Linked DNA regions of Homo sapiens: region 2 is linked to region 1. Evidence: read pairs that join two places in POLR2A ChIA-PET (ENCODE). Cell type or tissue: GM12878. All regions are shown on one strand. Each heading gives the region's core, and the rest is flanking DNA. Links, peaks and the distances in the headings are about the cores only.

The links. ChIA-PET counts read pairs that join two places held together with the same protein. Peaks named below come from ENCODE experiments on the same cell type or tissue, not always from the same donor. Only the 100,000 strongest peaks of a DNase experiment are listed, where the experiment ranks them.
Region 2: POLR2A ChIA-PET joins it to region 1 with 8 read pairs; 2 of 35 experiments call an interaction of 5 or more read pairs at or near these places.

What each region holds. Positions count from the first base shown.
Region 1 is chr16:25,053,371-25,064,977 of GRCh38, reverse strand. No RefSeq gene overlaps it. Among named protein-coding and RNA genes, the nearest start is that of LINC02175, 7.7 kb to the left of the region's middle. RefSeq lists a silencer at 9,136-9,265. In GM12878, for the core only: no CTCF peak of the experiment used is centred there; no DNase peak of the experiment used is centred there; H3K27ac peaks cover 787 bases.
Region 2 is chr16:25,157,493-25,159,992 of GRCh38, reverse strand. The region is part of intron 5 of LCMT1 (leucine carboxyl methyltransferase 1); the gene reads right to left. Among named protein-coding and RNA genes, the nearest start is that of LCMT1-AS2, 9.7 kb to the right of the region's middle. In GM12878, for the core only: no CTCF peak of the experiment used is centred there; no DNase peak of the experiment used is centred there.

The sequences.
Region 1 (11,607 bases), core at 979-3,478:
ATGTAAAGACAGAATTTGATATGAATCCTAATTTCAGGCCTTACACCACAATACACTATTAAAAAGTAAGTTTTCCGAGAACTAGTCATTGAGTTCAGTGTCACAAGATTTTAAATAAACATTCTAAACTCAACTGTGGCATAGTGGTTCACGCCTGTAATCCCAGCACTTTGGGAGGCCAAGATGGGAGGATTGCTTGAGCCAGAGGTTCGAGACCAGCCTGGGTAAGATGGTAAGGCCCTATCTCTACAAAAAAAATATATAAATTAGCCAGGTATGGTGATGAGAGCCTGTGGTCCCAGTTCCATGGGAGGCTGAGGTGGGAGGACCACTTGAGGCTAGGAGGTCAAGGCTGCATTGAGCCATATTCACGCTGCTGGGCTCCAGCCTGGGTGACAGAGTGAGACCTCATCTCAAAAAATAAAGAAAGAAGATAATTTCACCTATTGCTTAACATAGAAAATGGGAGCCCTCAGAATGAGACTCCCTTAACTTCCCCAAGAAACTTAACCATCCTTTTTTACTCTTACAGTTGTGAATGTCCTCCAGTAAAGACCACATGAAACACTTTGTAGTTAAGCAAGTTGGGTTTATTACTTGTTGCAAGGAGGGAAGACTCACACCATGAGGAGCCTATCAGTAAGAGGATGTTAGACCTTTAGGATCTGGGCTTTGGCTGGGTGATTTGGGGGAGGGTCCAGGGGTTTGCTCTGGATCGAGTGCTGATAGGAGGTAGGAAAATTCTATCATCCGGTAGCGGTATCTTTTCTAGAAAGAGGTTTGGCTGGAGTAGGGCTAAAGCTACAATGTGTAAAGAAGCCACAGTCACTCCTATCAGCTGGGAGAAGGGAATGTCTGGTATTCTGTGGGTGGCACAGTGACCTTGCTTTTGTCCTTACACAGAATGATGACGTGGTCTCGTGTCATCTCCTATCATCACCACTGCAGAGTGTCCTTGTGTGAGTGGTCTGCATGATTGTTTATGTCCAATAGGAGAACAACATGGCCTTGTTGTGGGCACCAGCCAGCTTCCAAAAACATACGGCCTGGCTCACAGCACCAGGCAAGCTCCTAGAAGTCAGTTTTGCTTTTCTGTTTTTCACAGTGGAGGAGGTGAGCCTTAAAGAGATCGATAAGGGTTTGCCCGGCAGAAGAAAACAGCGTGAGCAGAGGCATGGAGTCTGCAGTAGAACTGCATGTTAGGTGAACCTGATATAGGGTCAGGAGGGGTAGCAGGAGAGATTTCTGGACAGGCTTTCACACAGTGAATCGTGGAAGCTCCCCCAAATCACCCAGCCAAAGCCCAAATTATAAAGATCTAACATCCTCTTACTGATATGTTCCTCATGGTGTGAGTCTTCCCTCCTTGCAACAAGTAATAAACCAAACTTGCTTGACTACAGAGTGTTTCTGGTGGTCGTTACTGGAGGACATTCACAACTGTAACAGTGAAAAAGGATGGTTAAGTTTCTTGGGGGAAGTTAAGGGAGTCTCATTCTGAGGGCTCCCATTTTCTATGTTAAGCAATAGGTGAAATTATCTTATTTATTTTTTGAGTACAAGTTTTATCCTGAGGGATTTGAAGTGAGGAACTGACATGACCTGGGTTTGCATTTCAGAAAAATCCCCAGCAGCTGCGTGGGAGAAGGCTTGGTGACAAAGGGGAAGCCTCCTTTTCTTTCCCACACCCACAGCCCCTGCACCTGCTGTCCTCGCTCATCCGATCTATTGCAACACATCCTTATTCTACCTTTGGCCAGGGTGATTTTTCAGAATCACAGATCTTTTCCTGTAACTTCCTTAAAACCTTTTGATTCCCAATCAATTACCAGTGAAAAATCTGCACTTCATTGCCTGACACACAAACTGTACCTTTCATCATCTGTTCCCTCTAGCCTGGTATCTGGCTTTGCATTAGTTAATTCTTGCACTGCTAAAAAGAAATACCTGAGACTGGGTAATTTATAAAGAAGAAATGTGTGTGTGGTTTGTTTTTTGTTTTGTTTTGTTGTTGTTGTTGTTTTTGAGACAGAGTTTCGCTCTTGTTGCCCAGGCTGGAGTGCAATGGTGCAATCTCAGCTCACTGCAACCTCCGCTTCCCAGGTTCAAGCGATTATCCTGCCTCAGCCTCCCAAGTAGCTGGGATTACAGGTGCCCGCCACCACACTCAGCTAATTTTTTGTATTTTTAGTAGAGACAGGGTTTCACCATGTTGGCCAGGCTGGTCTCGAACTCCTGACCCTAGGTGATCCACCCCCACCCCCCACCCCCACCCCCGGCCTCCCAAAGTGCTGGAATTACAGGCATGAGCCACCACGCCCAGCCAAGAAGAAATGTTTAAATGGCTCACAGTTCTGTTGGCTGTACAGGAATTATAGCAGCTTCTGCTTCTGGTGAGGCCTTGGGAGGCTTCTAATCACGACGGATGGCAAAGGGTGAGCAAGGCATCTCACATGGTGGGAGCAGGAGCCACAGAAAGCAAGGGGTACGGTGCTGCACACTTTTAAACAACCAGAACTCCTGAGAACTCACTATCAGAACAGCACCAAGAGGATGGTCCTAAACCATTCATGAGAAATCCACCCCCATATTCCAACCACTTTCTACCAGGCTCCACCTCCAACACTGGGGACTACAGGCTGGGCGTGGTGGCTCATGCCTGTAATCCCAGCACTTTGGGAGGCCGAGGCAAGTGGATCACCTGAGGTCAGGAATTTGAGACCAGCCCAGCCAACATGGTGAAACCCCATCTCTACAGACAATACAAAAAATAGCCAGGCATTGTGGCGGGCGCCTGTAATCCCAGCTACTCGGGAGGCTGAGACAGGAGAATCGCTTGAACCCAGGAGACGGAGGTTGTGGTGAGCCAAGATCGGGCCACTGCACTCCAGCCTGGGTGACAGGGTGAGAAACTCCGTCTCAGAAAAGAAAGAGAAAAAAAAACAGTGGGGACTACATTTCAACATGAGATTTGGTGAGGACCCAGATCCAAACTGTATCAGGCTGCCAGCTGGCATCTCCACTTGGGGGTCTCAGTACTATCTCAGATTCACTATTTCCAAAGCTGTGTTCAAGATCACCTCCCCAATCTCCTCCCTGCTGTCTCCACCTCCCAACTTAGCAAACAGTGCCATGGCTCCTTCAGTTCAAAAGTAAAAAAGGTAGGCATCATCTTGGAACTACCCTTTTTCTTTCCCCTTATGCAATCAGTCCCCCAAATATGTTGATTTTATCCGCTAAGTATTTCTGGAATCTACTTTTCTTCCACCTCTCCTTTTGGTATCTGTGAAGTGAGCTCCCCCAATCACTCTGACTTTACCCAAATCCATATCTCACACAGAAGCCAGAGGTTTGTAAAAGGTCTGTTTGCTCCTGTCACTCCCTAGCTCAACTGCTTTCTGTTGCTGTTGGGAAAAGACCAGAGTGTCGCCAGGTGTGGTGACTCACACCTGTAATCCCAGCACTTTAGGAGGCTGAGGCAGGAGGATCACTTGAGGCCAGGAGTTCAAGACCAGCCTGGGCAACATAGTGAGACCTTGTCACTACCAAAAAGAGGCAGAAGGATTGCTTGAGCCCAGGAGGTCGAGGCTGCAGTGAGCTGTGATCGCACCACTGCACTCCAGCCTGGGTGACACAGTGAGACCCTGCCTCAAAAAAAAAAAAAAAAAAGAAAGAAAGAAAGAAAAGAAAAGAAAAGAAAAACAAAAAGACCATAGTTCCTTATATAGTCTACAGGGCCCCACCTGCTCTGTCTACTTCCCCAGCCTCACTTCATACCACTCTGTTGCAGAATGTTAAGAGCCAAATCTTCTGAGCCTGGTAAGCTTACTGCTGTCAGCACCTCTGAGACCTCCCTCATCTGAGAATTACCACTTCCCCTTCCTTCCACAGTAAGAGATATCAACAAAACTGTAGAAAACCCTGTCCTCTAAAATTGCAACACTCAAGCTGTGCAGCTGGGCAGCAATCTTCAATCTCCATCCTTAGGGAAGGTTCAGAAGCACAGACGAGGTGTGAAAACTCAGATATGCTCAGCCTGAAATATACAAAAGCCTCTGGAAAGTCTCCTCATAGAAGAACCCAATTAAATTCACATGATTAGAGGCTGAGACAGGATAATCGCTTGAACCCTGGAGGCGGTGGTTGCAGTAAGCTGAAATCACGCCACTGCACTCCAGCCTGGACAAGAGCGAAACTCCATCTCAAAAATAACAATAATAATCCACATGATTAGTCCACACACCTAGATGAGCCATAGGCAAAACAGAGCCCTTTCTCCCTCTACCAAAACAAAGGAAGAGTCTAACGTAAATTCTAAGAGATTCTCCTCCAAATACCAGTATTATGAAGCAGCTTCTCCATACTGATCCAATCAGTATAGGAGTACACGTGTGGAAAATAATGCTTTATTTGTATTTTTAACTGAAAAAAGTAATTCCTGATATGGACAGTTCAGAGTAAAAAGATGTAAGTGGGCTTCGAACACACGAAAATGATGCTCAACCACCTATAAATAGGAAGAGTAAAAAATAAAATTACAATTAAATACCATCTTTCATATAAAAGATTAACAAGTTTTCCTTTCTTTTTTTTTTTTAAGACCCAGTTTCGCTCTTGTTGCCCAGGCTGAAGTGCAATGGTGCTATCTTGGCTCACCTCAACCTCTGCCTCACGGGTTCAAGCGATTTTCCTGCCTCAGCCCGCTGAATAGCTGGGACTGCAGGCATGTGCCACCACGCCCAGATCGTATTTTTAGTAGAGACGAGGTTTCTCCATGTTGGTCAGGCTGTTCTCAAACTCCCAACCTCAGGTGATCCACCCGCCTCAGCCTCTCAAAGTGCTGGGATTACAGGCGTGAGCCACCGCGCCCGGTGATTAACAAGTTTTATAACAAACTGTGTTGGTGAGAAAATAAGCAGTTTTGCCACAGCTGGAAAGGGAGCACGCCACAACTCCCTTCAAGAATGAACACCTGGGCCAGGCGCGGTGGCTCACGCCTGTAATCCCAGCACTTTGGGAGGCCGAGGCAGGTGGATCACTTGAGGTCAGGAGTTCGAGATCAGCCTGGCCAACATGGTGAAACCCTATCTCTACTAAAATACAAAAAAAAAAAAAAGTAGCCACTTTGGGAGGTTGAGGCGAGCGGATCATGAGGTCAGGAGATTGAGACCATCCTGGCTAACATGGTGAAACCCCGTCTCTACGAAAAATACAAAAAATTAGCCAGGCGTGGTGGTGGGTGCCTGCAGTCCCAGCTACTAGGGAGGCTGAGGCAGGAGAATGGCGTGAACCTGGGAGGCGGAGCTTGCAGTGAGCAGAGATCGTGTCACTGCATTCCAGCCTGGGCGACAGAGCAAGACTCCGTCTCAAAAAAACAAAACAAAAAAAATGAGCTGGGCGTGGTGGTGTGTGCCTGTAATCCCAGCTGCTTGGGAGGCTGAGGCAGGAGAATCGCTTGAACCTGGGAGGTGGAGGTTGCAGTGAGCGGAGATTGCCCTACTGTGAGAGGTGACAGTGTGCTGGCAGTCCTCACAGCCCTCGCTCGCTCTCGGCGCCTCCTCTGCCTGGGCTCCCACTTTAGCGGCACTTGAGGAGCCCTTCAGCCCACCACTGCACTGTGGGAGCCCCTTTCTGGGCTGGCCAAGGCCGGAGCCGGCTCCCTCAGCTTGCAGGGAGGTGTGGAGGGAGAGGCGCGAGCGGGAACCGGGGCTGCGCGCTGTGCTTGCGGGCCAGCTGGAGTTCCGGGTGGGCGTGGGCTTGGCGGGCCCCGCACTCGGAGCAGCCGGCCGGCCCTGCGGGCCCCGGGCAATGAGGGGCTTAGCACCAGGGCCAGCGGCTGCGGAGGGTGTAGTGGGTCCCCCAGCAGTGCCGGCCCACCGGCGCTGCGCTCCATTTCTCGCCGGGCCTTAGCTGCCTTCCCGCGGGGCAGGGCTCGGGACCTGCAGCCCGCCATGCCTGAGCCTCCCACTCCCTCCGTGGGCTCCTGTGCGGCCCGAGCCTCCCTGACGAGCACCACCCCCTGCTCCACGGCGCCCAGTCCCATCGACCACCCAAAGGCTGAGAAGTGCGGGCGCACGGCACGGGACTGGCAGGTGGCTCCACTGGGTGAAGCCAGCTGTGCTCCTGAGTGTGGTGGGGACGTGGGGGAACCTTTATGTCTAGCTCAGGGATTGTAAATACACCAATCCGCACTCTGTATCTAGCTCAAGGTTTGTAAACACACCAATCAGCACCCTGGTCTAGCTCAGGGTTTGTGAATGCACCAATCGACACTCTGTATCTAGCTACTCTGGTGGGGCCTTGGAGAACCTTTATGTCTAGCTCAGGGATTGTAAAGGCACCAATCAGCGCCCTGTCAAAACAGACCCCTAGGCTCTACCAATCAGCAGGATGTGGGTGGGGCCAGATAAGAGAATAAAAGCAGGCTGCCCGAACTAGCAGTAGCAGCTTGCTGGGGTCTCCTTCTACTCTGTGGAAGTTTTGTTCTTTTTGCTCTTTGCAATAAATTCTGCTAGTACTCACTATTTGGGTCCACACTGCCTTTATGAGCTGTAACACTCACCGCGAAGGTCTGCAGCTTCGCTGCTGAGCCAGCAAGACCACGAACCCAACCAGAAGGAAGAAACTCCGAATACATCCAAACATCAGAAGGAACAAACTCCAGACATGCCACCTTTAAGAACTGTAACACTCACTGCGAGGGTCCGCGGCTTCATTCTTGAAGTCGGTGAGACCAAGAACCCACCAATTTCGAACACAACTTCACTCCTGCCTGGGTAACAAAGTGAGGAAAAAAAACATGAATGAACCCCTGAAACTTCAGGTCTCTTGGCTGATAAGGAGCTTTCGGGGAGGGAGATGGTCACTTACCTCTGTTGATTTCAGGGACTTTCCTGTCTTTAGACAGTCTCACAAAGTGGTGGATGTAAGGGTCGTGCCAGCAGCCCAACCTTACTGCAAGCCTGGAAGGGAGAAAAAAAGAGGAAGGTGAGTAGAGATTGAGTAGGTTCGGGCCAGGGTCCGCTGCCAAGTTATCAGGAACCAGGTCAAGGAACTCGACAAAAACCAACCATCCACCTCGAAAGGCCAAGTGCACATTCAGTGCCCCGTTACACATGCGAAGACGCAGCCATCCATTCATCTTTATGTTCACGTACCGCCCATTACATTGCCCACAGTGGGCTTCTGACTCCCTTTCCTCATAGTGCTAGTTCACTTCTCAGGACCCTACATAGCAAATAACCTCACTTCATGCTTCATACAAAAGATGTGCAGCCATTTATTCACTCTGCAAACTCATGGCCAGAGCTAGTCAGTTAATTCCACTAAATGAAAAGACCTGTGCCCAGGGGAAGGGAGACTCAGAAACACTTGACAAACAGCATGAATTAACCCAAGTGTTTCTCCTGACTCTGTATTAGGTGCCGTCCTCTTACTCCCCTTACAGAGGTCAGAGTGGGGAAACCAGGAACGAATGAACAATACGTGTACAACTTGGGAAATGCCATGGGAGCCTTAATTGTCTCTATTCTGGTCTACAGTACAAGGAGTTAAGGCTTTGTGTTTCAAGGCTGGGAGCTGAAACCCTGATTAGCACAGGAAGCCTTGTTGCAATCATGAGTAGAACCAGCTTTAGGACGACTGAGGAGTCATGAAAAGAACCTGGATCCCGAAGGCCATGCTCAGCTGCTCTGGGCCTGTGGACTGCTCTATCTCTGAACGTATATTTTGTGAGATAATAAGTGTTTTTACCCTTTAAGCCAATTTGAGTCAGGCTTCTGTTAACAGCCTAAAGCATCCTAATGATACCCTGAGTAATACCCCCATTTCCTTGTTCCCTGCTAAGGTAAAATGTAGGGAATGTGTGTGTGATGTCTCTGAGCTCCTAGAAGCAGATAATATACCTTTTCTTTATATCTACTGCCAAGGCTTACTTCTGCCTTGACTACAATAGGTGCTGAATTCTGTACAAACACATCTCCCAATCTGTCATCCATAGACACCCAAAACACATGTTCAGGTGTTCCATGCAGCAATTCACAGAAACGTGAAATATTCACTAATGTGCACAATTTGCTATACAAGCCCAGACTGTCCAAGGAAAACATACTCAGTTTTATAACCATACACTTACTCAGTTATCTAAAATAGTGCTTTTCAAACAGTAAGTGGTGACTAATTAATATCATAAGATCAATTAGTTTGCAAACCTGCTTTTTTTTTTTTTTTTTTTAATGTGAGGCTGGGATGGTGGTTCATGCCTGGAATCTCAGCACTTTGGGAGGCCGGGGCAAGCGGATCACTTGAAGCCAGCAGTACAAGACCAGCCTGGCCAATATGGTGAAACTACTAAAAATACAAAAATTAGCTGGGCATGGTGGTCCGCGTCTGTAATCCCAGCTACTCAGGAGGCTGAGGCACAAGAATTGCTTGAACCCGGGAGGCGGAGGTTGCAGTGAGCCAAAATTGCACCACTGCACTCCAGCCTGGGCCACAGAATGAGACTCCAGCTCAAATAAAAAAGAAAGAAAGAAGAAATGGAATAGAATAAAATAAAAAATAAGATGCATTACACATAGTGTTAAGACATTTGTGAACCTTTTGTTTCTAATTCTAATTTTTAATTTTTTTGTAGACATGAAGTTTTGCTATAGCTGGTCTCGAACTGCTGACCTCAAGTGATTTCTCCCATCTTGGCCTCCCAAGATGCTGGGATTACAGGTGTGAGCCATTGCACTTAGACAACTTTTGTTTCAAGTGTGTGTTGAGGGTATAAGTGCAATGATAAAGGTTATTTTTTCACTGTGGGTGGCAGTTTCATAAACAGATTCCTTTTTTTTTTTTTTTTTTTTTTTTGAGGCAGAGTTTCGCTCTTGTTGCCCAGGCTGGAGTGCAATGGCACAATCTCGGCTCACTGCAACCTCCACCTCCCGGTTTCAAGCGATTCTCCTGCCTTAGCCTCCCAAGTAGCCGAGATTACAGGTATGAGCCACCAGGTCCCGCTAATTTTGTATTTTTAGTAGAGACGGGGGTTTCATCAGGTTGGCCAGGCTGGTCTCGAACCCCTGACCTCAGGTGATCCACCCGCCTCGGCCTCCCAAAGTGCTGGGATTACAGGGTTGAGCCACCGGCCTGGCCTTAAACAGATTTCAAATGAATCCTCTAGTGCCATCTAGTGTTAACAGTTTTATCTGCAGTTGAAACCCACAGATGAGAACACACCCCACAGTTCTAAGGGTTGGAAGAAGCCTAATCTTGCCAACCCCAGCATCCAGTGCAAGAACCATTGCAACAATATCACTACGTGACCACTCCCCTGAGGAAGGCACTCACCCCACTGCTAAGCAACTCTGTTGAAAAGCTGATCAAAATGCTTCCCTCTGGAAGCCCTAACTTGGTAGACTTACAAAACTACTCTCTTGCATAATAAAGAGCAGGTTCTTCTATTCTCTCACCTCCGGATTCCTTACACTATTCAATACGACTAGTGTAGTCAAGGAACATGTGGGTGTCTGCCAAGTGCTAGGCACTGGGGGTACAGTGGTAAACAAGGAGAGAAAGGAGAGGCAGATAATTACAAGATGATGAGGAATGAAGGCAGTGACTCGTAGAGAGGATGAAGATGATAGGGGGAGGCCTCTCTCAGAACGGGATGGCCGTGGCGAGCCCTGGAGAATGGGAGAGTCAGGTGTCCAAAAGGCATTCTAGACAGGAGGAAGGGCAGGCAGAAAGACTCAGGGAACACACCTGAGCCTCCAGTACAGAAAGGAGGCAGGGAGGCCGGAGGACAGTAAGAAACTGGAGAGGAGGCCAGAGGGAGAGGCAGGCTCAGGACGCAGCGCCTGGTGGGCATCTGGGACTGACCTCAGGAGCACCCTGTCCATGGTCACAGTGGTGCACAGTGGTAGAGAGTGGTGAGATGCACGGGTCCATAATGCAAACACACCCAGCCAGCAACTCCCACCGTCTCCCACCTCTAGTGCCCCTAACACTTTCCTCCTCCCACTCCGCAAACCCAGGTGACTGCAACAGGTTTCCATGCGCCCTAGGAAGAAGGATCTCACTGTCCAGCCTATCAGAGTGGCCAAGATGAAAAGATTTGCCACCCAGTGTTGGGCAGTGAGGAGGAGAGTGCTGTCGGGCGCTGCTGATGGGAGTTCTGAAGGGAGACAAGCAGCAAGTTTCAGGATTTACAGGACATCAGCTGGAGAGTAACTGGACAAATTACAGTGTATCCATTCACTGAAATACTAACCCATCATTTAAAAAGTAAACTAGAAAATCAGACATGGCAAAACATTCCAGATATAATGTTAAGAGAAAGAGGTAAGGCCAAAAATATATGTACCACATGTGCCCGTAAATACATACATATGTATCTATATTACACAGAGAATTACTAGTGGATTGATACCTAAATACTGAAAATGATTATCTCTCTGATTTCTGGGTTTATCCTTCCTAAATTTTCTACACTAACCATATGACGTATTTCATCAAATAAGAAGGCATCAATCCTAAGATGTACTCCCAAGAAAGAAAAAACACTGCCAAATAATTGTAACTGTGAGTTTATTGGAAAAGTTCTTTTGGACTTATTAAAACAGACTGGTATCACTTCTCTCTCTTGCACACATATGAAAAGGAAAAGATCAATGGGAAAGGCTGGTTGTCTTCAGTTTCAGGATGTCTGAGTTTCCATACAATATGGACTATTGTGCTTTCAAGGGCTTTGGTGATATGGCATTTCTTAAGAGATCTTTAGGCCAGGCACAGTGGCTCATGCCTGTAATCCCAACACTTTGGGAGGCCGAGGTGGGCAGATCACAAGGTCAAGAGATCGAGACCATCCTGGCCAACATGGTGAAACTTTGTCTCTACTAAATATACAAAAATTAGCCGGGCGTGGTGGCGCATGCCTGTAGTCCCAGTTACTCAGGAGGCTGAGGCAGGAGAATCGCTTGAACCCTGGAGGCGGAGGTTGCAGTGAGCCGAGATCGCACCACTACACTCCAGCCTGGGTGACAGAGCAAGACTCCGTCTCAAAAAAATTTTTAAAAAAGAGAGAGAGAGATCTTTACTGTCCTCTCTGAGATTGTCTTCTGAGCCCTGGCCCTCGCTCTGTAAGTTTTAATGCTGGCTCTTTCTTCATCTCATCAGAAGTAATGAATAGACAGTTTTTGAACAACAATCAGGATTTGTGCTCCTTCTTCAAATGGTCCTTAAGTGGTATGAGGACTAAAGCATCCAGGGGCTGCAGTCACAGCTGCCCAGCCATGCCACCAGGAATAACAACCACGTAAGCATGCACAGGTAATGACAACTGACAGTGACTGCAGGACACAGAGAACCAATCACATCTGATTTCAAAGAAGTTAAATGGGCCAGACATGGTGGCACGTGCCTGTAGTCTCAGCTACTCTATAGGCTGAGGCAGGAAGATTGCTTGAGCCCAGGAATGTAGGTCCAGCCTGGGCAACAAAGTGAAACCCCCATTTCAAAAAAATAAAAAATAGAAATAAAGTTTAAGGCTGGGAATGGTGGTCCTTGCTTGTAATCCTAGCACTTTGGGAGGCTGAGACAGGTGGATCACCTGAGATCAGGAGT
Region 2 (2,500 bases), core at 1-2,500, 96 kb before region 1:
CTCCATCTCAGTTAAAAAAAAAAAAAGTTAACAAATTTTTTTTTAAAGAAAGAAAATTGCTTGATTTTATTATTCACTCAACTTCCAGACATTATTCACTCAACTTCCTTGAGGGTACAAACCATTGCAGGAGCTGAAACATCAACAGCTACCCATACTACTGCTAATAATTCAGGTTCTCTTGGCTCTGAGAACTTCAGCAAAAAAGCTGAAAAGGCTAACCTATAACATGTAAATAGGTTCTCATTTATCATCTTGATAACTCCACTTGGCTGATTCAAATACATATGGCTACACACCATAAGCTAAAGAAACACCTCCTAAGAGCCTGCTAGATGTCAGGAAAGCAATAAAGGGCAAGCAGGGAACCCAAAGTTGGCCCCAGGGTGTCACGAGTCAGGAAAGTAATATAAAGAATATGGCATGTATCTGGGTGCGGTGGCTCACGCCTATAATCCCAACAACTTGGGAGGCCCAAGCAGGAGGATGGCTTGAATGAGGAGTTCAAGACCACCCTGGGCAACACAGCAAGACTGTCTGTACAAAAAAATTTAAAAAATTAGCTAGGTGTGGTGGCATATGCCTGTAGTCCCAGCTACTCCGGAGGCTGAGGTGTGATGGCTTGAGCCCAGGAGCTCAAGGCTGCAGTGAGCTATGATCGTGCCTCTGCACTCCAGCCTGGGCAACAGAGCAAAGACCTTGTCTCTACAAAATAAAAGAATACGAAGGTAGTTGCCTACCCTATTAGGAAAATAATTCCAAAATGCCTGTGTAACTTCTTGCAAATAACAAATATATTAATAATAAGCACATTTGGAATGAGTTTTTCCATCCCTGGCCAAACAACAACAAATAATACACCAGAATATTAACACATGAAGTCTAGTACCATGTAGTTCAGGGGAGATCTCTCTTACTCACATTAGGATCTAACATTAGCATGTAAAGCAAAAATCACACATCATCATGATTATTCTTGTAAGTTGTACACAAGGTACATCTGAGCTGAAGGGAGTCAGTGACTTGAGGCTCACCCGCCACTCTGCAGTGGCCCAGCCGTATGTGGTGGCATACTGGTATACCACATGGGAAGCACTGGACAAGACGACCTTGAGATCCCTTTGAATGATAGAATTTGATGACTTGAGTAACTCACACCAGCATCCCATGATTCAGTTGCTCTTCTTAAGTCAGGGGCTACTCAAGCTGTAGGGAAATAACAGGTCCATTATCTGTCCTTGAAGGATGCTTTATCATTATTTTGTAGGGAACTGAATGTATTTGTGGAGGACAGGCTCAGAGCAAGTTTCGAAGGAGTTTTATAATTCTGGGAAAATAAAGCCATTTGTATAAAATCTAGCACTGGCAAGAGGCCATGAGAACAGAAAAATCCTTATCTGTCTGGAATGCTTCTGAGAGCTGGTGGGAAAGATAACTTGGTTGCCAAAATGAGATCTACAATCCCTTCTTTTCCTACATTCTATTTCGTGAGAGAAAAATGTAAGGCAACTGAAATCATTTTGTGTGATACTTACAGAACTTTCTAAAGAAACAGACCGGCCGGGCGCAGTGGCTTATGCCTGGAATCCCAGCACTTTGGGAGGCCAAGACAGGCGAATTGCTGAAGGCCAGTTCGAGACCAGCCTGGCCAGAATCTCTACTAAAAATACAAAATTAGCCAGGCGTGGTGGTGCACACCTGTAATGCCAGCTACTTGAGAGGCTGAGGCATGGGAATTGCTTGAACCCAGGAGGCGGAGGTTGCAATGAGCTGAGAGTGTGCCACTGCACTCCAGCCTGGGTGACAAATCAGAGCAAGACTCTGTCTCAAAAAAAGAAAAAAGCAAGTATTGTGCCAATGTGGATGTGGAACACAGGGGTGGTGTCCAATCTGATTCCAAGGTGAAGCTGTAAAGTGCCCTACAGGGCACGCATCTCAGGAAGCAATTCTGGGTGTTTAAGAATGAAGTAAAAATGGTATTTTTATTTCATTTTATGTGTACTTTTTTTTCAAATGACTAATAAGTTGTTAGGACATAAATACTTCAGCTGTTTAAACCCAACTAATTAAAAAGAACTGCTGAGTGTGTTTTTTGGCTCAGGGGTACTATGAAAACATTACTGAGACAAATTACTGGGAAGCAAGAAAGGTGGGGACCCCCTGGCCTAGCCCAATGCCTGCTACACAGCAGAGGTCTTCTGTGAAGATGACCACAAGTGATTAAATCCAGGCAGGTGCTGGAATGAGCCCAGCTGAGAAGTTCCACCTGAATGAACCCAACCCAAAGAATTGTGAGCTAAATAGATGGTTGTTGTTTTAAGCCACATGCTTTGCAGCAGTTTGTTACAGCGCAGAAGCTAATGGATACAAGCTTTAATTATCTGCCTCATTAAGTTTATATACTTTATCGTCCTAATCAGTTTTTTTTTTATTGTTGTTGCTGGTTTTTTTTGAGACAGCGTTGCATTGTATCACCCAGGTTGCAGTGCGGTGGCACGAT